Regions from separate parts of the Homo sapiens genome. Here region 2 is linked to region 1. The links are chromatin loops, found by intact Hi-C in ENCODE. Cell type or tissue: thyroid gland. All regions are shown on one strand. Links, peaks and the distances in the headings refer to the core of each region. The heading gives the core; the rest is flanking DNA.

What was found. A loop is a pair of places that touch in the nucleus more often than their neighbours do. Peaks named below come from ENCODE experiments on the same cell type or tissue, not always from the same donor. Only the 100,000 strongest peaks of a DNase experiment are listed, where the experiment ranks them.
Region 2: a loop joins it to region 1, with 5 times the contacts of the local background. A loop is called at or near these places in 4 of 110 quality-filtered maps.

The regions. Positions count from the first base shown.
Region 1 is chr22:21,969,577-21,974,940 of GRCh38, forward strand. It overlaps TOP3B (DNA topoisomerase III beta), which reads right to left. Exons shown (of 18, transcript NM_001282112.2): 3 at 4,781-4,912; 4 at 3,036-3,142; 5 at 2,301-2,375; 6 at 634-830. Among named protein-coding and RNA genes, the nearest start is that of TOP3B, 11 kb to the right of the region's middle. In thyroid gland, for the core only: CTCF peaks have their summits at 2,894 (motif pointing right) and 3,097; no DNase peak of the experiment used is centred there.
Region 2 is chr22:21,914,463-21,919,826 of GRCh38, forward strand. PPM1F (protein phosphatase, Mg2+/Mn2+ dependent 1F) reads right to left here. Exons shown (of 8, transcript NM_014634.4): 8 at 4,963-5,364. Among named protein-coding and RNA genes, the nearest start is that of PPM1F-AS1, 21 kb to the right of the region's middle. RefSeq lists an enhancer at 2,455-3,265. In thyroid gland, for the core only: no CTCF peak of the experiment used is centred there; a DNase peak (open chromatin) is centred at 2,831.

The DNA of each region.
Region 1 (5,364 bases), core at 241-5,240:
GATGACAGAGTAAGACTCTGTCTCAAAAAACAAACAAACAAAAAAATAAATAAATTTTTGTTTAGCCTGGGCGCAGTGGCTCACATGTGTAATCCCAGCACTTTGGGAAGCCAAGGTGGGCAGATTGCTTGAGCTCAGGAGTTTGAGACCAGCCTGGGCAATACAGTAAAACCCTGTCTCTACAAAATGCATAAAAATTAGCCAGGCATAGTGGTGCACACCTGTAGCACCTGTAGTGGAAGGCTCAGGTAGGAGGATCTCTTGAGCCTGGGAGGCAGAGGTTGCAGTGAGCTGAGATTGTACCACTGCATTCCAGCCTAGGCAACAGAACAAGACTCTGTCTCAAAAAAATAATTTTTTTTTTTTTTTTTTTTGTAGAGATGGGGTCTTGTTATGCTGCCCAGGCTGGTCTCAAACTGCCAACCTCAAGCAATCCTCCTATCCTGGTCTCCCAAAGTGCAGGGATTACAGGTGTTAGCCACTGTGCCTGGCCTTCTTCAGGGTTGGTGAAATCCCCTGTTGCTCATCCTGGCTCGAGGAGGCCTAGGGGCCCCGGAGGGGGACCAGTAGAGGCAGGTCTCTGGCTGAGGGAGAGTGAGGGTGTGCCCAGGACTCTGCGGGTGTGGCCAGCACCTGGTGAATGCACAGCCGATTCGCAGGTCCAGCTCCTGGCGAGCATCCACTGAGAGCGCCTCGTTGTGGTCAGGCTCGCCTAGGCAGGCCATGGCATTACAGATGTCTGTGTCCGTGATGGAGCTAAACCTGGCCCGGAACACGGTCTTCTCGCCACCATGGGCCTTGTTCATGACGGGCAGAACAGCATCAAGAACCTGGGGGTGGGGAGTGGCCAGCTGTGACCCACCTCCCAGATCCCTGCCACAGCTCCCCACCCCACTGTGAAGCCTGGTTCCTTCCAGGAAAGAACACGTGTGCTCGGCTCCCTCTCCTGCCCCTGCCAGACCCTCCTCTATCCCCTTTCCTGCACCTGCCAGACCCTCCTCTATCCCCCTGCCTTTCCAGAAGCCCTGAGCACTCCACAACACCCCACCACATGGCTTCCTTTACTCCCATCTAGAAACATACTCGAACACTCCCTTCTTACTCCCGCCCTCTCTTCTAATCCTCTGCTTTCATCCCCACCAAATCAGGAAATGCTACTGCCAAGTACATGAGGGACCTCTTAGTCCCCAAACCCATCCCATGTGACACGATTCCCTGCCTTCTAGGAGGGAGGGTTTGGAGGGGTGGGTGGAAATTTTAAGAGGCTGAAGAAAAGACAGGGAAGGAAAAAAGAATGAAGGGGAAAGGAAATGGGCAAGAGCAGGAAGGCCACGGGTGGTCCTAGCTTGTGGTGGGGGCAGCTCGGGCTAAAGCACAGCAGGGGTCCTGGAGCCGAGACTCACTAGGAAGGCCGTGCAGTGGGACTAGGGTCGCCGCCGGAGCCTGGCCACGCAGCTTCCTTACTGGGAATAAGTGGCTTCATTTCTGAAGGGAGAAAGCCCCATGAGCTGCCCCCATTCTCCATTCCCAGATGCAAAGGCCCCCAGGGAGGAGCCGCCCTGCAGGGGAGGAGAGGGTATCTGGGAAGAGACAGAGTGTGATCGCATTTGCTGAGGGTGCTGTACTGCAACGCCAGGTGCCTCAGCTCTGTCTCACTGACCAGCTCTTGAGCCACGGGTGAGAGCTGGGGGTACAGGAGCACGGGGGCGACCCATAGAACAACAGTCTGAAGGGCACCAAGTGAGACCAGCAGTCATGGCCACTGTGAGGGCACCATGGCCGGGGCAAGCATGGGGCATGGGGTGTGCACAGGGAGCAGCTGCCACCTGCTTCTCTGCAGGGCTCCCAGGGTTGGCTGGAGGCAGGAGGCATCCTGGATGAGGCAGGAGATGAGCAGAGCGAGGCCTGCAAAAGGAGCTCAGTGCTGAGGTCGGGAATCAACCAGCATCAACCCAAGGTCCCTGAGAAGTCACGCTGGGCACAAGATGCTGAACACCAAGCTGCCCCAAGACAATCCCATTCTGAAACCTGCATCCACCCAGACAATTTGGCCCCTCCTATGTTCACTCATACCGTTGAGGCCTCAGCAAGCGGAGGAACAACTGACCACCTTTAATAGAGCCTATGCAGTTAAAAGTATCTGTGGAGTTTCAGAATAAAGGGAGGGGAGAGGTGTTTTTAAACCGGTACAGTTTACTCCCTCCTTTGGCCCCAGGAGTGATGTGACTGACTGCTGGTGTCAGTTTGGGGCTGGTGTCAGAAAGGCCAAAAGTGAGGAACAAAGTGAGCCTCACACTCACCTCAAAGCAGATGTTCTCCCCCTCCTTGTCGCAGTCCAGCCACAGCACGATGTAGTCGCAGCCTCTGCCCTCCACCTGCCACACAGCACAGGTTCACACGTACCTGCTGCAGACCCGGTCTGTGCCACCCGCCCCCAGTGCTCCCATCCAGGACAGGGCTTGGTCCCAGGCCCTGAACCTCAGTTAGGAGGACTGGTACCTGGGCTGGGTAAGGAGCTGGCTGTGTTGAGGCTGGCTCAGCCAACAGAAAAGAATTGAGTTTATAATTGATGTTTTTTGGACCAAAAAAAAAAGTATAAATGCAACATGATCTTATACCCCAAAACTGCCCAGAAGAAGGGTTAAAATGAAATAACCCTAAATGATAACAGCAGTCGTCTTGGGTAATATGATTATGCATAATTTTTCTGTCTTTCTACTTATCTGCACTTTCTAATTTTCCATAATCTGTATGCATTTGTTTTAAAATTAAGGAGAAAAACCCCCCGACCAAACAAGCTATTTTAAAAGCAGAAGGCCTGCTCTCCAGGACTGAGGGTTGGCAATGGCAACTGCCTTGTGTGTTGGGGGTGCCTGCAGGTGCCTCGTGGGCCAGCAGGGGGCACTCACAGAAAAAGCTAGCAAAGGCCCCCCTGTCCAAGGGGGATTAGGACTCAAGCAAGGGTGGGCAAAGACATGGCAGCTGTGGAGGGTGGGGAGCCCCGGTGTGCTCATGCCCAGGCCAGCCCCACGCACCTGCAGGAACTTCACCATGTTCAGCTTGGGGTTAGCTTCTTTCTTCTCCGTGGGAGCTTGGCTGAACAGTTCTGCGGGGTCCACTTTGTCCCATTTGTTGTATTTTCCTACAAACCAGTCACAGTGACATTGAGTCACAGGAGCTCAGCCTCCGAGACCATCATAACCCCAGGAGGATGTTGGCCTCATCCCACAAATGAGGAGGGGAAAGCTTGGAGAACAATTTGCCCAGGGTCATCCTGATGATCAGAGGCAGAGCCAGGATGTGGGTTCAGGCCTTTGGTAACCCCCTCCCATCCAGCCTCCTTTCTGCTCGGCTGCTGAGCGGACCCACCACACCCCGGCCAACCACAGGAGCCAAGCAAGCTCTCGGGGGGCTGCCACTCTGGCCTCACTTCCGGGACTTTCCCTGTGGCTGGGAGCACCATTCCTGGGCTGGGTCTCTTTGCCTGAGCACTGGACCCCACAATGGTGCCTTCATTGACACTTCCAACCTGAGTTTCTGGAACTTTGTCCTTCCACCCAGCACTCTGTGGGGGCACACATGTGTGCAGTCGTTCCTGTTAAAGGACCATCTTTTTGAGCCTCATGCCCAGCACATTCACCTACTCATCTACAGAGACCCGGTTCTTGCATGCTCAGCTGTCTGGCTTTCTTTTAGGCCCCATTTCTTTTTTTTTCTGAGACAGGGGTCTCGCTCTATCACCCAGGATGAAGTACAGTGATACGATCACGGCTAACTGCAGTCTCGACCTCCCAGCCTCAGTCCATCTTCCCACCTCAGCCTCCCAAGACTACAGGTGCGCACCACCATGCCAGCTGATTTAAAAAGAATTTTGTTTTTTTTTTTTTTTGTAGAGACAGGGGTCTCACTATGTTGTCCAGACTAGTCTTGAACTCCTGGGCTCAAGCGATCCTCCCCAGGCCCCATTTCTTGCATCCTGGGAGAATGGGGTCAGACAGAGCCAAATTCAAATCCCGGCTCCCCACCTGCCAGTTGGAGATAAAACTTGGGGTCCAAATGCTCAGCCACACAACTCAGTCACCATCATTGTCATCACTGTCATCAATGAGCAGCAAGAACAAGGGCTGAGGCTTTGCTGTGTGTCGGGCCCTGTGCTGAGTGCTTTGCCCTCACTGTCACACTGAATCCTTAGCCTTGGGAAGCAGATGGCATTGCTGTGAGACCCATTTCACTATGAGAAGTGTAAACTCAGAGGCCGTCATTGCCCACATCCCCAGCCAGTGAGCCGGCAGAGCAGGGGGAAAAGCCTGGATCAGACTCTTGCCAACCACATGGCCCCAAACCTACACCCAGCAGGTCACTAATACTGGCGCTTCCAAGGTAATTGATAACAGTAACAATATAGGAATGACAACGACAGCCACCAAATGACCGACAGATGACGGTCAACTTGGCAACAGCAGCAGCCTTCTCTTAAATGCCTGCACAGGTCAAGCCCTTCCTAAGATAGGTGCTGCCACTTTGTCTACATAGGAAGGCACACAGGGAATGCAGCGACTAAGGGGTGCCGCTATGATGGGGACCCAGGGCTGAGTTCCAGAGCCTGGGTTCTGGGCACCGCACCAGGGACCCTCTCATTGCTACTTCATGATCTGCTGGCCTTATGACTCATGGAGTTGGGACAAACTTCCCTGCCTAGAGGCATCTCCTGGCTTCAACTGGACCCTGGCCAGTGCCATGCAGAACTCCCTTCAGTAGGATGGAGGGTAGAGGGGCTTACCCAGGAAATCCAGGGTCATCACGTGACCACAGACAGACGTCATCTTGAAGCGCACTGGCTGGCCAGCAAAGGTCCCAGTGTACTCGTGGACTGAGCAGGCCCCGTTCAGCCCTTTGTGTGAGGACAGGCTCCCTGGGGATGAGGAAGCACAAAGTGACTGGCTGCTTCAGCTGAGCTGAAGACCCTGTGGAGACCCCAGCCCGGATGCCACCTCCCAGAGGGCCAGAGTCCTCCTTCCCCAGAGTGGTGAGTGACGACATTCCGCAGACTGGTGCGGGTAGTTGGGCACTGAGAGGTGGGACGGCGCTCAGGGAAAACAGCATCTGCCAACAACCTAGCACAGAGCACTCTCGATGCAGAGCCCCAGGCTGCCGGGAGCCAGGAGCAGGCAGGGGTGGGCTCTTTCTCTGTATTTATGTTTTCACTCTTCAATTCCATTTTTGCCTCACTTCATTGAAACGTTATTCATCGTTTACTAAAACAGACTCCAGATCTACTCTCGGTTACCAGGGACCTTCTAATTATCGAATTCTCACCCTCTCCACTGACCATACTCAGCTGTACTTTCTCAGCTTCTGGGCACC
Region 2 (5,364 bases), core at 129-5,128, 55 kb before region 1:
GGGAGGCTGAGGCAAGAGGATCTCTTGAATCCAGGAGGCAGAGGTTGCAGTAAACTGAGAACGTGCCATTGCACTCCAGCCTAGGAGACAGAGTGAGACACCATCTCGAAAAAACAAACAAACAAAAAAACGAACAACAAAAAAAAGGAAAAATTAGAATAAAAATGTAAAATTTAATTAAATTTTAATGCAATTAATTTAATTTTAATTTACAAATTGCATAGCCTGCTCTGCCCAGCATTTTCACTTCTTGGTGTATACCCTAGAGAAACTCCTGTGCATGGAAACCAGGAGACCCGACAAGAATGTTTATGGCAGCTCTGTTTCTGCAAAGATCCAGAAACCCACACAGCATGGATGAATTCGAGAAACATATGCTAAGTGACACAAACATGAAGTATAAGAAAGCAGACAGTAAAATGTCATTTTCAGAAAGTTAAAAGATAAGCAAAACTATACAGCAGTGTGTAGGGATATAGACATAGTGGTAAATCTATGAGGATGATTCTAACATTTAGGATACTGGTTAGAGGGTGAGTGGTGGGGGCGGCCGAGGGTGAAGTCTAGAAGGATCTTCTTATTATGGGCAAAGTTGTTTTGATGTTGGCTGGTGGGTCTGTTTCACTGTTAGGCTTTGGAGCTGATCTGGACATCAATTCTCAAGGTGTTGATGTCAAAGGCTTTGTGTTTTAAAAATGGAAGAAAGCCAGGCGTGGTGGCTCACGCCTGTAATCCCAGCACGTTTGGAGGCCGAGGTGGGCAGACTGCCTGAGCTCAGGAGTGAGTTTGAGACCAGCTTAAGCAACATGGTGAAACCCCATCTCTACTAAAGTACAAAAAATTAGCCAGGCATGGTGCTCCACGCCTGTAGTCCCAGCTACTTGGGAGGCTGAGGCGAGAGAATCGCTTGAACCTCGGAGGCAGAGGTTGCAGTGAGCTGAGACCGCGCCACTGCACTCCAGCCTGGGTGACAGAGCGAGACTCTCTCTCTCAAAAAAAAAAAAAAAGAAAAAAAAAAGGAAGAAGATTTTTGTCTTCCATTTACTGAAATAAAACAGCACCTGATGAACTGCTCATATAGGATTGTCAGGGCTTGATATCTGTGTCCTTATAGACACATACGGTGTAAGAAACTTCCACTATTTTTTTCTAAATGTCTGCCTACAAACTTTTCTTGGTGCAAAAATCTTTCACTTACTGAAAGAAAACAGACCATGATAAGCTGTTCAGAAAAGTCTGCTACATTGTTGGGATCAGGCATTGAGATGGCAGGGAGGGAGTGGGCCCCAGAGGCAGGCCTTTGAGCCTCCTGGGGCTGGGCAGTGAGTGAGGAAGAGGTCCCCTGACTATGGCCACAGTGACTGCCTAGGACAGTGGTCCAAGGAGAGGCCTGCCTGTGATGGGGCTTTGGTGCCACCATGGCTCCCTGTGCTGCTCCTGGAGCTAACACATCTGGCCAGGACCCTCTATGGGGGTAGGACAAATCCTCAGGGCTGGCTCTCGAGGGCTTGTGCCCACTTCTTGGCTGTGGGAGGCCCAGATGTCCAGAACACCGATGTCCAAGTCCCAGGAAGCAGATCCAAGACAGCTTTGTGTATGGAGCCCCCCAGCTGAGGTCCTGTCCTCAACTGGTTCAGAGCCTGGCTCCACCCAAGACCAGCCACCTGTTCTCAAGACCAGGTGAGAACAGGAGGGATCTGCAGGACCACAACGCAGCTGGGATCCAGGGACCTTCTGAGGGAAATCTGGGGCAGGCCAGTCATCAGCCCTCCCAGCCAGGATTCTTGCCTCTGTTTCCCTGGCTCTGCCTCACGTCACCTCTTGCCTGGGGGACCTTGGTTTTGGGCTCCCTTCCACCAGCTGAAGCCTCCATTTGGTGGGTGTGAGGCCCAGTCCTAACCCCCCAGCTCCCCACCCCTTCCCCAGGCAGACTCTGGCCTCAGCTGTCTGTGCTAGACTTAGCTCCAGGTTTGGCCCCCTCCTGACTGAGGGGTTGGCTCACACCCCTTTCACCTCCATCCCCACCCCCACTTGCCACACTGTGGCCTGCTCCCATGGGTGAACCCCCTGTAGGTGCCAGGCAGCTCCAGCCCGTCTGCCTGCCTGTGCACCCTCAGTCCCTTGGGCCTCCCCCCCCCCCACCCAGAGGTCCTGAGAGAGGGTGCTCTCCGGGATCAGCTCTGTGAAAGTGAGGGGCAGACAGAGAGCACTGAGCCACTATCTGGCTGTGAAGATGAGTTTCAGACACATAAGCCAGTTCACCAGAGAACAGTCAAGACAGCAGATACTTAGGAAGGAAATCCTGCTGGGAGCTTCAGAGGAGCAGGGGTGTGGGGAGGAGGACATGGATGCTTGAGTAGGTGTGGTGGGCGGCCCAGGGCCTGGTCCCAGCTCTTGCATCCGGGGCTAGTTCCCCTGCTTCCCTAAGGATGCCCCCTCTGTGACACAGTGGACACAGATAAAGCTGTCTTTTGGCTAGGCGCGGTTGCTCACGCCTGTAATCCCAGTACTTTGGGAGGCTGAGGCGGGTGGATCACAAGGTCAAGAAATCAAGACCATCCTGGCCAACATGGTGAAACCCTATCTCTACACAAAAATTAGCTGGGCGTGGTGGTGTGCACCCGTAGTCCCAGCTACTCAGAAGGCTAAGGCAGGGGAATCGCTTGAACCCAGGAGGTGGAGGTTGTAGTGAGCCAAGATCGCACCACTGCACTCCAGCCTGGAGACAGAACAAGACTTCTCTCAAAAAAAAAAAAAAAGCTGCTTTTCTGGCGCTGGTCCTGGAGAGTTGGAGGCTGCAGCCCTGGGCAGCAGGCACTGCCGGGAGCCGGGGGAGGGGACTGAGAGCTCTCTCAGGTGGCTTGGGAAGGACCAGGAGAAAATGCACAGACAAGGCTACAGACAGGAGAGAGGAGGCCTGCAGGCAAAGTGGGAGTGGGGAAGGCACCGGGCTCAGGCAGCCCTAGGACAGCTGCTCCCATGCGCCCACAAGCCTGAGGGCCTCCCCCACATTCTACGGAGAAGTTCAGGGCAGCACTTTTGGCCGTGGCTGGGCAGTGTCTGCGGGGAGGCATTTCTGATGTTTGTGTGCCCTTGAAGCCTGAGCTCAGCCAGGAGCACAAGGGCGAGTTTCCCGGCCCCTGCTGCCTTGCTTTCTCTTGATTGAGAAAGGAACCAAAGATCAAAAGGCAGTGAAGAATTGGGGACTCTGAGAAGGGTGACTTTCCAAGGCTTGGACCCCTTAGCAGCTTTGCGGCCTAGGGGCACTTGACCCCTGTGTGATAAGCCGAATCCTCTTTGTCTTAGGTGGGGAATTGGTAGCTGGCTCATCCCTTGCCCCAGCACCTGCAGCAGCGTGGCAAACACTTGGCCAACATGCGCTGAAGGACTGGTCGACAGAGTCCCACGACTGGCTGCTTCAATACTGACCCCCTGAGGGCACTGAGAAGGCTCTGAAGCCGTCTCCAAGAGCAGTTTCATGTGTGCTAGGAGCTGCAGCCACATGGGACTGGGCCTGTGCGTGCTATCCTGGGGCTTCAGGGGGAACCAGCCCTCCAGCCTGCTAAGCGACCAGCAGCAACGCTCGGGCCAAGGCCCTGCATTTTGCTGCTGGCCGTCCTTGGGTGGGTGAGGCTACAGAGGTCTGGACTGGAGGTTGTGGTTGGGGGCCACAGGTCTAGAGCAAAGGGAGGCAGGTGGGCGGGCCTTGTGGGGGGTTCCCTAAAATCCATCAGGTGTGGTGGTCCTGAGGTGAGTTTCTGATATCTGTCCAAGCAGCCATCAGGGGCCAGTCCCTTCCACCAGGAACAGTGAGGCTTGCCCACCACCGAAGCGCTGCTCCCCACCCCCTCAGCCTCGCTCCCCCACCTAGTGCAGCCACCACTGCCATTCCTAGTTCTCTACCAGGACCCCAGGGCTTAGCACTGCCCACCCCTGCTGCTGGTGGATCTCTCCAGGTCTTCTGTTAAGGCATTTTTATCTTTTTTTTCCCTTAAAATTCCCATGACAGATTACATAAAAGCATTTTTAAAGCATGTTCACCGTACTAAAAAAAATTAGGATTTAGAAGAAAACCTAAAGGGGGGAGGAAAAAACCCCCTATAACCCTGCCCCTCAGGGAGCACCAGCAGTGAACCTGCAGTGGATTCACTTCTGGGCGGCAGCCGAGCTCCCATGTGGGACAAGTGCCATGCAGGCTTCGAGGATGGCGGAGCGGGGTGGCGGGAGCAGGGGGCAGAAGAAAGGCTCAGTGCTTTGTTCTTTTTTTGAGACAAGGTCTTGCTCTGTCACCCAGGATGGAGTGCAGTGGCGCAATCCTAGCTCACTGCAGCCTCAAGCTCCTCAAACTTAAGCGATCCTCCTGCCTCAGCCTCCTAAGTAGCTGGGACTACAGGCTTGTGCCATCATACTGGGGCTAATTTTTTGATTATCTGTAGAGATGGGGGTCTCCCTATGTTGCCCAGGCTGGTCTCAAACTCCTGAGCGCAAGAGATCCTCCCACCTCAGCCTCCCAAAGTGCTGGGATTACAGGTGTGCGCCACCACACCTGGCCTCAGGAGGTGCCAGGAGGGTATAAATGGTGGGCCTCAAGAGCGTCATGTCAGAGGGTCTCCATCCTCAGGATGGAACCTCCTGGGGCACATCAGGCTCCTGGATAAAATGAGGGGTCCTCAATGCTCCTGTGGCTCCCCAATGTCATGTGAGGTCCCAGGGGCTTAATCCCTTTCCTGTCACCTTCCTGCTGCTGGTGGGGGTGGGCTCAGAGCCCCTCAGGGAGGAAAATCAGGTTGCTGGCTAGACCAGGAGGGTGTAGGCCACCAGGGCTCTCTCCAGAATTTGTCTGCTCGCTTCGCAAGATTTGCAGATGGTCCCCAATATTAAAGCAGCTTCCAAACACATCTGGACATCAAAGGGGACAAGATGCTCAGAAGTCAGGAAGAAGGCAGGACTCGGGCGACAGAGTTCAGAACTTGTGGTTTATTGACACTTCTGCATGGTGGGTCCTTGGGAGACTGCCTTTCTGGCATCTTGGGACTTGTCCCTAAGAATAGGGAAGACAGTCATCCTGTCCTGGAGCAAAGCTCCCCCTTGCACAGGAACACAACTCCCATGCAGGAGAAGCCCACCGAGACGAACGCAGATAAACCCTTCGCAAGGCCTGCACTGCACCGGAATGGCAGAGCTCCGTGCATTTGGCAAAGCTATGGAGCCTTGGCAGAATGCACAGGACTCTGGGGGCTGCCCCCCTTGAGCTACAGAGGCAGAATCGAACCAAAAACACTGCTTCCTTTAACACAGCCCAACTGGCTTACATTTAGCTTGGGACGAGGCTAGGCCTAAGAAGGGCCAGAGCTGTCCTCCCAG